2 separate regions of the Homo sapiens genome follow, and region 1 is linked to region 2. Evidence: read pairs that join two places in POLR2A ChIA-PET (ENCODE). Cell type or tissue: OCI-LY7. All regions are shown on one strand. Links, peaks and the distances in the headings refer to the core of each region. The heading gives the core; the rest is flanking DNA. Region 1 overlaps RAB30 (RAB30, member RAS oncogene family). Region 2 has its middle 58 kb from the start of DDIAS.

Region 1 (5,387 bases), core at 111-5,110, 85 kb after region 2:
GGAAATGGCAACTTCATGACTACAAAATCTGGCAGCCCCCACTTTAGGCAGTGATTCCACTTAGCATCACTAATGATCTGGACAAACTAAAATTATGTGCCTCCTTTTGTGATGATATGGGAAATATACAACCTCAGCTTTAGAATTCTTGCCCAAAATATTTAACCTGTATATAATCATGTAGAAATAATTATACAAATTCAGATTGTGAGATATTGTTAAGAAAACAGATCTGGAATCTTAAAAATATCATAAAACACAAATAAGCAGGGAGACTCCTATAGATTTAGAGACTAAAGAGGTAAAACAACTACATTTAATGTGTAATCTTGTTTGGATCCTGGATTAAAAACGAACCAACAGTTATAATGATTAACATTACAACATTAACATTATTATTAACGGTATTTGGACAATATGGGTATGATAGATTGCAAAAATGGCTGTGATTGTTCATGCCCCTGTATCCATGCCCTTGAGCAATATGACTTTGCAGTTATTCCCATCAAGAGGAGCATGTGACTTGCTTTGACCAAAAGATTGCAGAAGTGATGCTGTGCCAATTCCAAGCCTAGGCCTTAAAAGGCTTTGCACTCTTCCACTCTCTTAGAACCTTCCCATAAGCCATGGAAACAAGCCTGTTCTAGCCTGTTCTAGACCCCTCTAGAGCAAAGAAAAGCCATCCAAACTGAGGCCGACTTAGACCAGCCAGCTCCTAGTCAGTCCAGCAGCTGACTCCAGAGGTATAAAGGAGCCCAGTTGATCAGCTGAGCCTAATCCACATTAGAAGAACCACCCAACTGGCCCGTGGAATTATGAGCACTAATAAACTGTGGTGGTTTTAAGCCACTAAGTTTTGACATGATTTGTTTATCAGCTAGCTGATCAAAGGCAAAATTTAAATGTGGACTCTATTAGATGACATAATGGAATCAATATTAAATTTCTAAGGCATGATAATGGTATTGTGAAGAAGAATATCCCCCTTACACTTAGGAGAATACTGATATATTTAGAGATAAAGGATCATGATGTCTGCCCTACCCCCTAGTGTAAATATGCATTTATAAAGAAAGATAAATCACATGTGGCAAAATGTTAGCAATTGGTAAACCTAAGTAAAGGGTTTTTTGGTTGTCCTTTGTATTAATATGTTTGTTTTAAATTTTTCAAAATAAAAAATTAGATAGAAAAAAAACCACACACCTCTATTTACCCCATAACACAGCAAGTTACCGTGCAGTGAACAGATCCTTTCCATCTCCCACCCCCTGACCCTTTTTACTGGAGGAAACACTACTACTGCTGAGTGGGGAGGGAAGTAGATATAAAGTGCAGTAAACCAGGGTTATATTATGATATAGTTAAATGAAAGACTCATTAATAGTTAAGAAATGTTTAAAGGTAGATGTTAACAGCAAGCAGCCATTAAGGTTTTCTTCCTAATATAATCAGAAGAAAAATTTGTGTAGGGTTGGATGGGACTTGAAAAGAACAAAGCTTTGGCAAGAAACGTGGGCAGGTCTTTGAATTATTTTTTGTTGGAAAACAAATATTCCTGTGTTTCTCTATTTTAAGAGATTTCTCAAACACCTGCAAATGAGAAGGGTATCTTGTATTCATCTCTACCCCCTGAAAATCCCTAAAGAATCTTACCAATATAACCAAAATCTGTTTATTCACAACCTAATGAAAGCCTTCTTTATTTAATTTGGATTTTCCCTCAAGGGATATGCAGCAATTATTAACGCTGTATATTGACTTATGTGAACAAACCCAGAGGCCTAGGTTCAAAGGATATGGCTTTCTGAACTAAAATCTAAGGACTTCAGCTTTATTATGCCATATAGAAAAATTCCACTTAGAGTGAATGGCAAACAAAGCCCATTCTCTATATAAAAAACAGTAATCCAGGTAGGAAGATTTTTTTTTTAGAAATATCACTACAAGTCTGTTCAAAGATCTTTGAACTTCGAAAAAGTCCAGAGCAATCCCATGTATTACCATTGTCAGATGAGAAAAACATTCAACTTATATAAGAAAGAGAAGAAAATATTGCCAGGTACTCTACATTTAATGAGTTGGTTGTTCTCGTTCATCAGAACTGAAAAATAAATGCAGCAAAGAATTTGTTTTAGGCATCATTGGGCTCAAAGCCAAATCCACCCCTCATTTTTCTTACAGAATTCCTTGATTTTTTAGCCCACAAACCCCAGGATGCTTCAGAATATAGTTTGAAACTATAGCTTTAAATTAAAATGGCTGTGCAAAAGGCAGGTACCACATACAGAGAGAATCTTCCAGTTATCTCTACAAACTTCATCAGATTCAGAGAAACCAAGCAGGCTATCAGGTCTTCAAGGAATCTTTGATGTTCAAAGAGAATTTTACTGTATACATTAATTCTCAAAAATGTTCAGGGGCACTGTAAAAACAACTGCAGGGCAATAGGCTTTCCTAGCCGAAATCTGCACATTAGCCTATCTCATGAAAGGACTAGCCGTCAGCAGACCTAGACATGGTCTAACACAGACACTGAACTCCCATTGACTCATCACCGGAAGTGTCAACTGTTTAAAGAAGGGTGGATTACTCATTTATTCATTTATTCTGTAAACATTTTTTTTTATAGAGACGAGGTCTCCCTTTGTCACCCAGCCTCCCAAGCAACTGAAACTACAGGCATCCACAACTGTGCCCATATATATATTTTTTTTCCTAGAGATAAGATCTTGCCATCTTGCCCAAGCTGGTCTCGAACTCCTGAGCTAAAACGACCCTCCTGCCTTGACCTCCCAAAGTGCTAGCATTACAGGCATGAGCTACCACACCCAGCTCTGTAAACATTTATTGAACAAATTGTATATGCCAAGCCCAGAGTAGGAAAACACAGATTAAAAGGGCATACCCACTGCCCACCAGGAGGTCGCAAATGAATGGAGAAGCACAATCCAAGCACTTAGTCAAACTGCAATAAACAGCCTTGCCACGGTTAAGCACTTGAGCCTAGATCCTGACTCTACCACTTATTGGCTTGGTGGCTTTGGACAAAATTGACTTAACCTGTACAAGTTTTGTCTCCTCAGCTGTAAAATGGGTATGGTAAACCTATTACATTGAGTTACTGTCAGAACTGAGATTACGTATATGACTATACATATTATAGTAACTTTAGGTAAATGTTGGCTATAATTATTAATCTTTGTTATTATCTGAGTGGTTACACTAGGTATCTAAAATCCACCCTGAGATTCTAATAATTAGCTGTGTGACCCAGAGTAAGTAATTTAAAATCTCTGGGTTTCATGCTCTTCATTTGTTAAATGAGAGGTTATAGCTAAGTGATCCTAAAATCTCTTCAAGCTCTGGAATATTAAAAGGCTCTATGATTGATCTTACATGGTTTCATATATGTCTCAATGACACTGCTCAGATAAACTGGTGAAACAAAGCAACTGCCAAATAAATCACCTTTCTTCAGTAGTTGTCTGAATCTTTCATTTTACTTCCTTTAACCTCATTACTTACCCAGGCATATATGGGATATACTAAGCTGACTGAGAGCTAAGGCTTTGTTGTACCAAATTGTGCATCCTTAATCCCAAACACCGTCCTGGAAAGTGATAGGCACCCAGTGTCTTAAAATTAAGATTCATACTTCCCTCGGGACCAAAGCTATACATATGCAAGGTGAGTGGACACTCTGAGGTGTAGGCCTGACCTCTAGGGATCCTTTTCTAAGTGTCACCACTTAGAAAAAGGGCTGGAGAGGTATTCCACCCTTTGGCCTTCAGTTTCCTCATTGGTAAAATGAAGGGAATCTATTAGATCAGGGGTTGGCAAACTATGGCTCATAGGCCAAATCCAGCCTATATCTCTACCCCCAGCTTAGAATAATTTTTACTTTTTTTTTTTTAAGAGACAGGGTCTCACTCTATTGCCCAGGCTTCAGTGCAGTGGCGTGATCATAGCTCACTGCATCCCTGAACTCCTGGGTTCAAGCCATCTCCCCACCTTAGTCTCCTGAGTAGCTACAACTACAGGTGTGTACCACCATACCCAGCTAATTTATTTTTATTTTGTAGAGACAGGGGTCTCACTTTGTTGCCCAAGCTGGTCTCGAACTCCTGGCGTCAAGTGAACCTCCCCACTTGGCCTGCCAAAGTGCTGGGATTACAGCTGTGAGTCACAGCACCCAGACAATTTTTACATTTTTTAATGATTGCAAAAACAAAGAACAATATGCATCAGAGATCATATGTGGCCCCCAAAGCCTAATATATTTACTTTCTGGACCTTTTAATAGAAACAGCTTGCTGCCTCTGGATTAGATTATCTCTAAAGTCCCTTTAAACCCTGACATTTTAACATTCTAATTCTGCTGGGTTTCCTTGAATTGTGTGATTCCGGCTCTTCACGCAGAGCAGTACCAAGTCTGAAACAATACCAAAGGCACAACAGGAACTCAACTACAATTTGCTAACTGCATAAATGAATTCTGCAGCAGCAACCCTAAGAACTAAATCCTCTACCAAGGGGGCAAGTTGGGTCAATGTGTATCCAGTGACTGCCTAATAAATGCCCCCAGGGTGGACGCCACAATGAGAGGAACAATCTACTCTTATTGGCCTTTTGGATGACGGTGGCACCTGGAAAGGCCTGGAGCTCAGATAACCAGGATTAAAACTCACCTTGTTCCACCAAATAAAAAAATACATGTAGCCATCCCCTGAACAAACCCCTTGGGCAAATTATAAAGCTATCTAGAAAGAGCTATCAGAAACACAGATCATCTAAACTGATCATCTTAATAGCCATGGACCCAAGAGAATAAATTCCATCCACAATAAGGCATATAGAATAATTTAGCTCACAACATTATTTCTTTTTCCCTCTATTGTTGTTAAAAATACACGATACCAAAACAAGGAATTCAAATATTTATGTCAGGGCAACAAGCCAAGGAAAGTCTTGAGTATATGATCCTATTAACAATAATAGAAGATAGAGCAAGGTAAAAGAAAAAATAAAGCTCCCTGCCTCGACTCTTGACCACACATACTTTCCCAAAATAAACAGCCAGCAATTATTCTTTTAATGTTCCTCCTCTGTTCACCCATAAATCACTGCTATGTATAAACCTCTTGCTGATTCAAAGGATTTTTTTTTTCTTTCAGTCTTCCTCTTTTTGATTGCTAACAATGAGTTCTGAAAAGGGCTGAGAGTGCTTTTCCACCATCCCTCAGTAGAGCATCTCCATTTACAAGTACAATACACTCCAACCACACACTTCATTGTCATACTGTTACGTATAAATCACAAAGTTGATCTAGAGATTCTGCCTTTTCTCCTTTCCTCTAAAGAAGCAACTTGGGGCTGGGCATGCT
Region 2 (5,387 bases), core at 225-5,224:
CTCTGTTAAAATTTGAGCTTTCTGTTGTCTCTTCTCTAGCCACCCAAGATGCTAAAACAAAATAAGACCAAGGGGAAGAAGATGGCTGGGGCCCCTGCTGTCATGAAGAAGCAAGAAGCCAAGAAAGTGGTGAATCTCCCCTGTTTGAGAAAAGGCCTAAGAATTTTAGCACTGGACAGGACATCCACCCCAAAGGGATCTCACTCACTTTGTCAAATGGCCTCATTATATTAGGTTGCAGCAGCAAAGAACTATCCTCTGTAGGTCACTGGAAGTGCCTCTTGTGATTAACCAGTTTACCCAGGCCTTGGACCTCCTAACAGCTGCTCAGCTTCTTAAGCTGGCCCACGAGTACAGACCAGTGACAAAGCAAGAGAAGAAGCAGGAATTGTTGGCCCATGCTGACAGGAATGCTGCCAGCAATGGAGACATCCCCACTAAGAGTTCACCTGTCCTTCAAGCAGGGGTTAATACTGTCACCAACTCAATGGTGAACAAGAAGTCTCAGCTGGTGCTGACTGCACAAGATATGGATCCCATCAAGCTGGTTGTCTTCCTGCCAGCCCTGTGTTGTAAAATGGGGGTCCCTTACTGTGTTATCAAAGAGAAGGCAAGGCCGGGAAGTTTAGTCCACAGGAGGACCTGCATCATTGTCACCTTCACACAGGTTAAATGGAAAAAACAAGGAGCTTTAGCTAAACTTTGGGAGCTTCAGGATCAATTACAATGACAGATATAATGAGATCCACCATCAATGGGGAGGCAACATCCTGGGTCCAAAATCTGTGGCTTACAATGCCAAGCCAGAAAAGACAAAGGCTAAAAAACATGCCACTAAGCTTAGTTAAATGCACACTGTTGAGTTTTCTGTACAGAAAGATAATAAAAAATTCTCCTTCAGCCAAAAAGAATTCAAGCTTTCTTTTCTGACCTCTTATGCCCTACATCCCCACCCAATTGAAAGTATTTTTTTGAAAGAATGCCTTACTACTGATACAGTGTCAATTGGTGCTATGATTTGAATGTGTTTCCTCCAAAATTCAGGTGTTGCCAATGTGATAGTATTAAGAGGTGGGATCTGTAGGAGGTGATTAGGCCATGGGGTTCCTCCCTCATCAATAGAATTAAGGCACATATAAAAGAGGCTTCACGTAGCATTTAGCTAGCTTTCCAACTTGTCCTTTCATCATGTGAGGATGCAGCAAAAAGGCCCTCACCAGAAACCAGATGTGAGCACCTTGATCTTGGACTTACCAGCCTCCAGAAGTATGAGAAATGTATTTTATTTTATTTATCATAGATATAAATTACCTAGTCTCAGATTTTTTTTGTTACGGCAGCCCAAAATGGATTAAGACAATGAGAATGTAATTGGTATTAATTATGTGGAAAATAAATTGGCATTATTTATGAAAATTTTAAATTGATGTGCTCTTTTAAAAGCAGCAATCCCACTTCCAGGAATTTATCTCACAAATACACTCATATATGAGAAAGTATAAAAGAAAAATATTCCATAAAGCATTGTTTGCAATAGCAAAATAGTAAAACAAATATCTGTCAAGATACACAAATAATTTAGTATGCATAGAATATTACTGGAAGAATATAAAAAATGATTTAAAAATTAGAGATAGTGTATATAGTATTTTTATAAATACATAAGTATATTTCATAAGTTTATAATATTTTAAAAACTAGTCACCTTCAAAGCCAAATGTGGTGGAATGCACCCATAATCCCAGCTACCTGGGAGGCTGAGGCAAGAGGATCACTTGAGCTCAGGAGTTTGGAGGCTTGGGCACATAGCAAGACCCTGTCTCCAAAAAAAAAGAAAAAAAAAAACTGAGCCCAGGAGTTCAAGACTGGCCTGGACAAGATGGCAAGACCCCATCTCTACAAAAAATGAAAATGAAAATGTTAGCCAGGCACAATTGCACAAGTCTTTAATCTCAGCTACTTGAGAGGCTGAGGCAGGAGGATCCCTTGAGCCCAAGAGTTCGATATGGCAGTGAGCTATGATCATGCCACTGCACTTCTGCCTGGGTGACAAAATAAGACCTCATCTCTTAAAAAAAACAAGGCAAAACAAAAACCTGACATTTAATATTTTTCACGGTTTTGAACAATTAAAAAAACACTAATCACCTTCAGATAATGATAGAGAACCAATTTATTATGTTGATAACTGGTAAAAAGGGAAAAAAATTAAAAATTTATCTTGCTTTTCTCTCATGAATTGTACCATTGGATAACCAAATAGGTGAAGGGAAGCTCTCTTTATAAAAATATTTTAATTAATGCATTTATTAAATGGTAGAAATGGAATATTACCATTTTGTAACCCCCAACAAATAATGGATGCACTCAATGAGCGTCGATGGTTGCTAACATTCCAAAGAGAGACAAGAAGATATCTGCTTTCTGATGGAAGAAGATACCACTTCCTATAATCTTCCCAAAGGGATTAAACATGAGTATACTCCCTCTGCATCCAGCTGTCAATATGAAAAATATACAACTGACAGAACATGCAGACCTCCACCATAAATATAAAATCAGCAAAATCCAGACTGTGAGAAACTGCAGGTCAAACAGTTCACATTCTTCCACAGATTACTGTAAGGGAGAGAAAGAGATATATACTAAAATTATTTAAAATGTATATTAGTTGTTTTTTTTTTTTGAATGGGCAAGATTAAACTTAAGTGCCTTGAGATACACATTTGGGTGCATCACTTCCTTGATGACTACGAAAGTGAAAATAGCGGTTACTTTGAGGTGGAAAGAAGAGATTCTGGGGTGGCTGGCAAAGTTCTATTTCCTGACACAAATACAAGGGTGTTTATAATAGTTCCATTACATAATACACTTTTTCCGTATTCATGTTTTAGTTCATATTAAAGATGTTTAAAGATCAATTTTTTGAAAAAAAGGAATATGTGCATTATACAGAGGGAAGCAAAAGACTCTAATATGTGGAGCCTCTCCCTCTGAGCCATCTCTTAGATATTTTACATACTTGCTCATTTATTCCTTATAAGTAACCTATGAGGATTGAGGAAAATATTTTTGTAAACTTTGTAAACTGAGTTTACAGAGGTCGAGTAACTTTCTCAAGGCTAAGACCATGTCACTAATAAGTGGCAGAACCAGAGCTCTAATTTTTCCAGTACTCTGCACTGCCACTCATGAGGCTAAAGGAGAATGCTGCATGAACCCTCATCTCTCAAGCTAGACATTTCTCGGTGAAACACCTTCCTTCCTGTTGATCAATGTCTGCCACTACTTGAATAACTTAAGGTCAAGCATAGGTTAGGTATCCTGCAGTGGTTTTCTCTGATCTATCACTTGTTTTTCAGCCTAATTTGTGATGTGATTAGAGAAAGTTGCCTCCAAGGGAGAAACATAAATTCACCTGTAAAAAAAAAAAATCACACCTTTCCTCTAATAAGATCCCTTTATGTGCCAAGCCAAAGTGCATGACCACTTGGCCCTTCCGTACAGCTCCTTCACAGTCTGAAGCATTTTCTGCTAACTAGAGGCACCAGCTGTGCCAAGACAAGCTGTTTGTCCACCCCTTGCCTGCCTTGAGTGGGAAATAATAACATGACATTGTAAAACACAGGGGTGCCCAGCAGCCTTTCATTTGGTGAAAGTAACTGCAAGGGCTCAGAGCTGGGTTAATGGATACAACAGTGCCTGTAATCAGATCCAGGTGCTGTATATACTTGTTATTGATTACGACTTCAATAATTGCAAAATCAACCAACCAAAAGAATCATGAAAAAAATATTATGCAAGATGTCTAAACAGAGGCCCCAAAACCAGCAGTTGCTGGAGAAGTATTTATCACCTTTTTCAAGATCCAAGCTTAGGGTATTGTATGTTTGGCAAAATAGCTATATTTCAGCAGGGCTTAAAGAGATTACTTGTCTCAGGGCTTTCAGTTTGGCCGGTAACAGATGAAGACAGATTGATTGAAAGCATTTGAACAAATATAAACTTGAACAAGCTGAATGGACGTGATTAAGTTAATTAGGGTCGATAAATGCCATTGACAATATCTTACAACTCTTCCTTTATCTTGGAGTATTTCTTTCTTATATAACACAGGCAAGTGGATATGGTGACTCTAATATTAAACCTGTAACTGAGTAGCCATTCAGCCTAATTAACTAGACACCATCTCTCAATGGCCTGCTAGATAATTAACGTTTTATTTTATACATGTAATATTACTCATCATTTACTGTATGCCTATTATGTACCAGACACTATGGCATTTACCCTGTATTTTTTGTTTTTTTAATTTATTTAACTTTTATTTTAAGTTCAGGGGTACTTGTGCAGGTTCTTTACATAGGTAAACTTGTGTCATGGGGGGTTTTTGTACAGATTATTTTGTCACCCAGGTATTAAGCATAGTACCCATTAGTTATTTTTCCTGATCCTCTCCCTCCTCCCACCTTCCACCCCCCAATAGGCCACAGTGTGTGTTGTTCCCCTCTGTGTGTCCATGTGTTCTTATCACTTAGCTCCCACTTATAAGTGGGAACATGCCATATTTGGTTTTCTGTTCCTGCATTAGTTTGTTAAGGATAATGGCCTCCAGCTCCATCCATGTTCCTGCAAAGGACATGACACAATCTCATTCTTTTTTATTTTAAGACAGGGTCTGGCTCTGTCACCCAGGATGGAGTATAGTGGTGCAATCTCAGCTCACTGCAACCTCTGTCTCCTGGATTCAAGTCATCCTCCCACCTCAGCCTCCCAAATAGCTGAAACTACAGGCACATACCACCATGCCCAGCTAGTTGAGCTCATTCTTTTTTATGGCTGCATAGTATTCCTTGGTATACATATACCACATTTTCTTTATGCAGTCTATCATTGATGGGCATTTAGGTTGATTCCATGTCTTTGGTATTGTGAATAGTGTTGCAATGAACATATGCCTGTGTCTTCATAATAGAATGATTTATATTCCTTTGGGTGTATACCCACTAATGGGATTGCTGAGTTGAATAGTATTTCTGTCTTCAGATATTTGAGGACTTGCCACACTATTTTCCACAATCATTGAACTAATTTACACTCCCAACAGTGTATAAGTGTTCCTTTTCTCTGCACCCTCACCAGCATCTGTTATTTTTTGACTTTTTAATTGCCATTCTGACTGGTGTAAGATGGTATCTCATTGTGGTTTTGATTTGCATTTCTCTAATGATCAGTGGTGATGAGCTTTTTTCATATGATCGTTGGCCACATGTATGTCTTCTTTTGGAATATGTCTGGTCATGTCCTTTGCCCACTTTTTCATGGGGTTGTCTTTTTCTTGTGAATTTGCTTAAGTTCCTCATAGATGCTGAATATTAGGCCTTTGT

What was found. Peaks named below come from ENCODE experiments on the same cell type or tissue, not always from the same donor. Only the 100,000 strongest peaks of a DNase experiment are listed, where the experiment ranks them.
Region 1: POLR2A ChIA-PET joins it to region 2 with 5 read pairs; 5 of 35 experiments call an interaction of 5 or more read pairs at or near these places.

Annotation. Positions count from the first base shown.
Region 1 is chr11:83,042,594-83,047,980 of GRCh38, forward strand. The region is part of intron 1 of RAB30 (RAB30, member RAS oncogene family); the gene reads right to left. Among named protein-coding and RNA genes, the nearest start is that of SNORA70E, 3.7 kb to the left of the region's middle. RefSeq lists an enhancer at 2,671-3,225. In OCI-LY7, for the core only: no CTCF peak of the experiment used is centred there; a DNase peak (open chromatin) is centred at 2,528; H3K4me3 peaks cover 716 bases.
Region 2 is chr11:82,957,375-82,962,761 of GRCh38, forward strand. It overlaps the pseudogene RPL7AP54. Among named protein-coding and RNA genes, the nearest start is that of DDIAS, 58 kb to the left of the region's middle. RefSeq lists an enhancer at 3,345-3,504. In OCI-LY7, for the core only: no CTCF peak of the experiment used is centred there; DNase peaks (open chromatin) are centred at 2,787, 3,237 and 3,557; H3K4me3 peaks cover 1,469 bases; H3K27ac peaks cover 3,578 bases.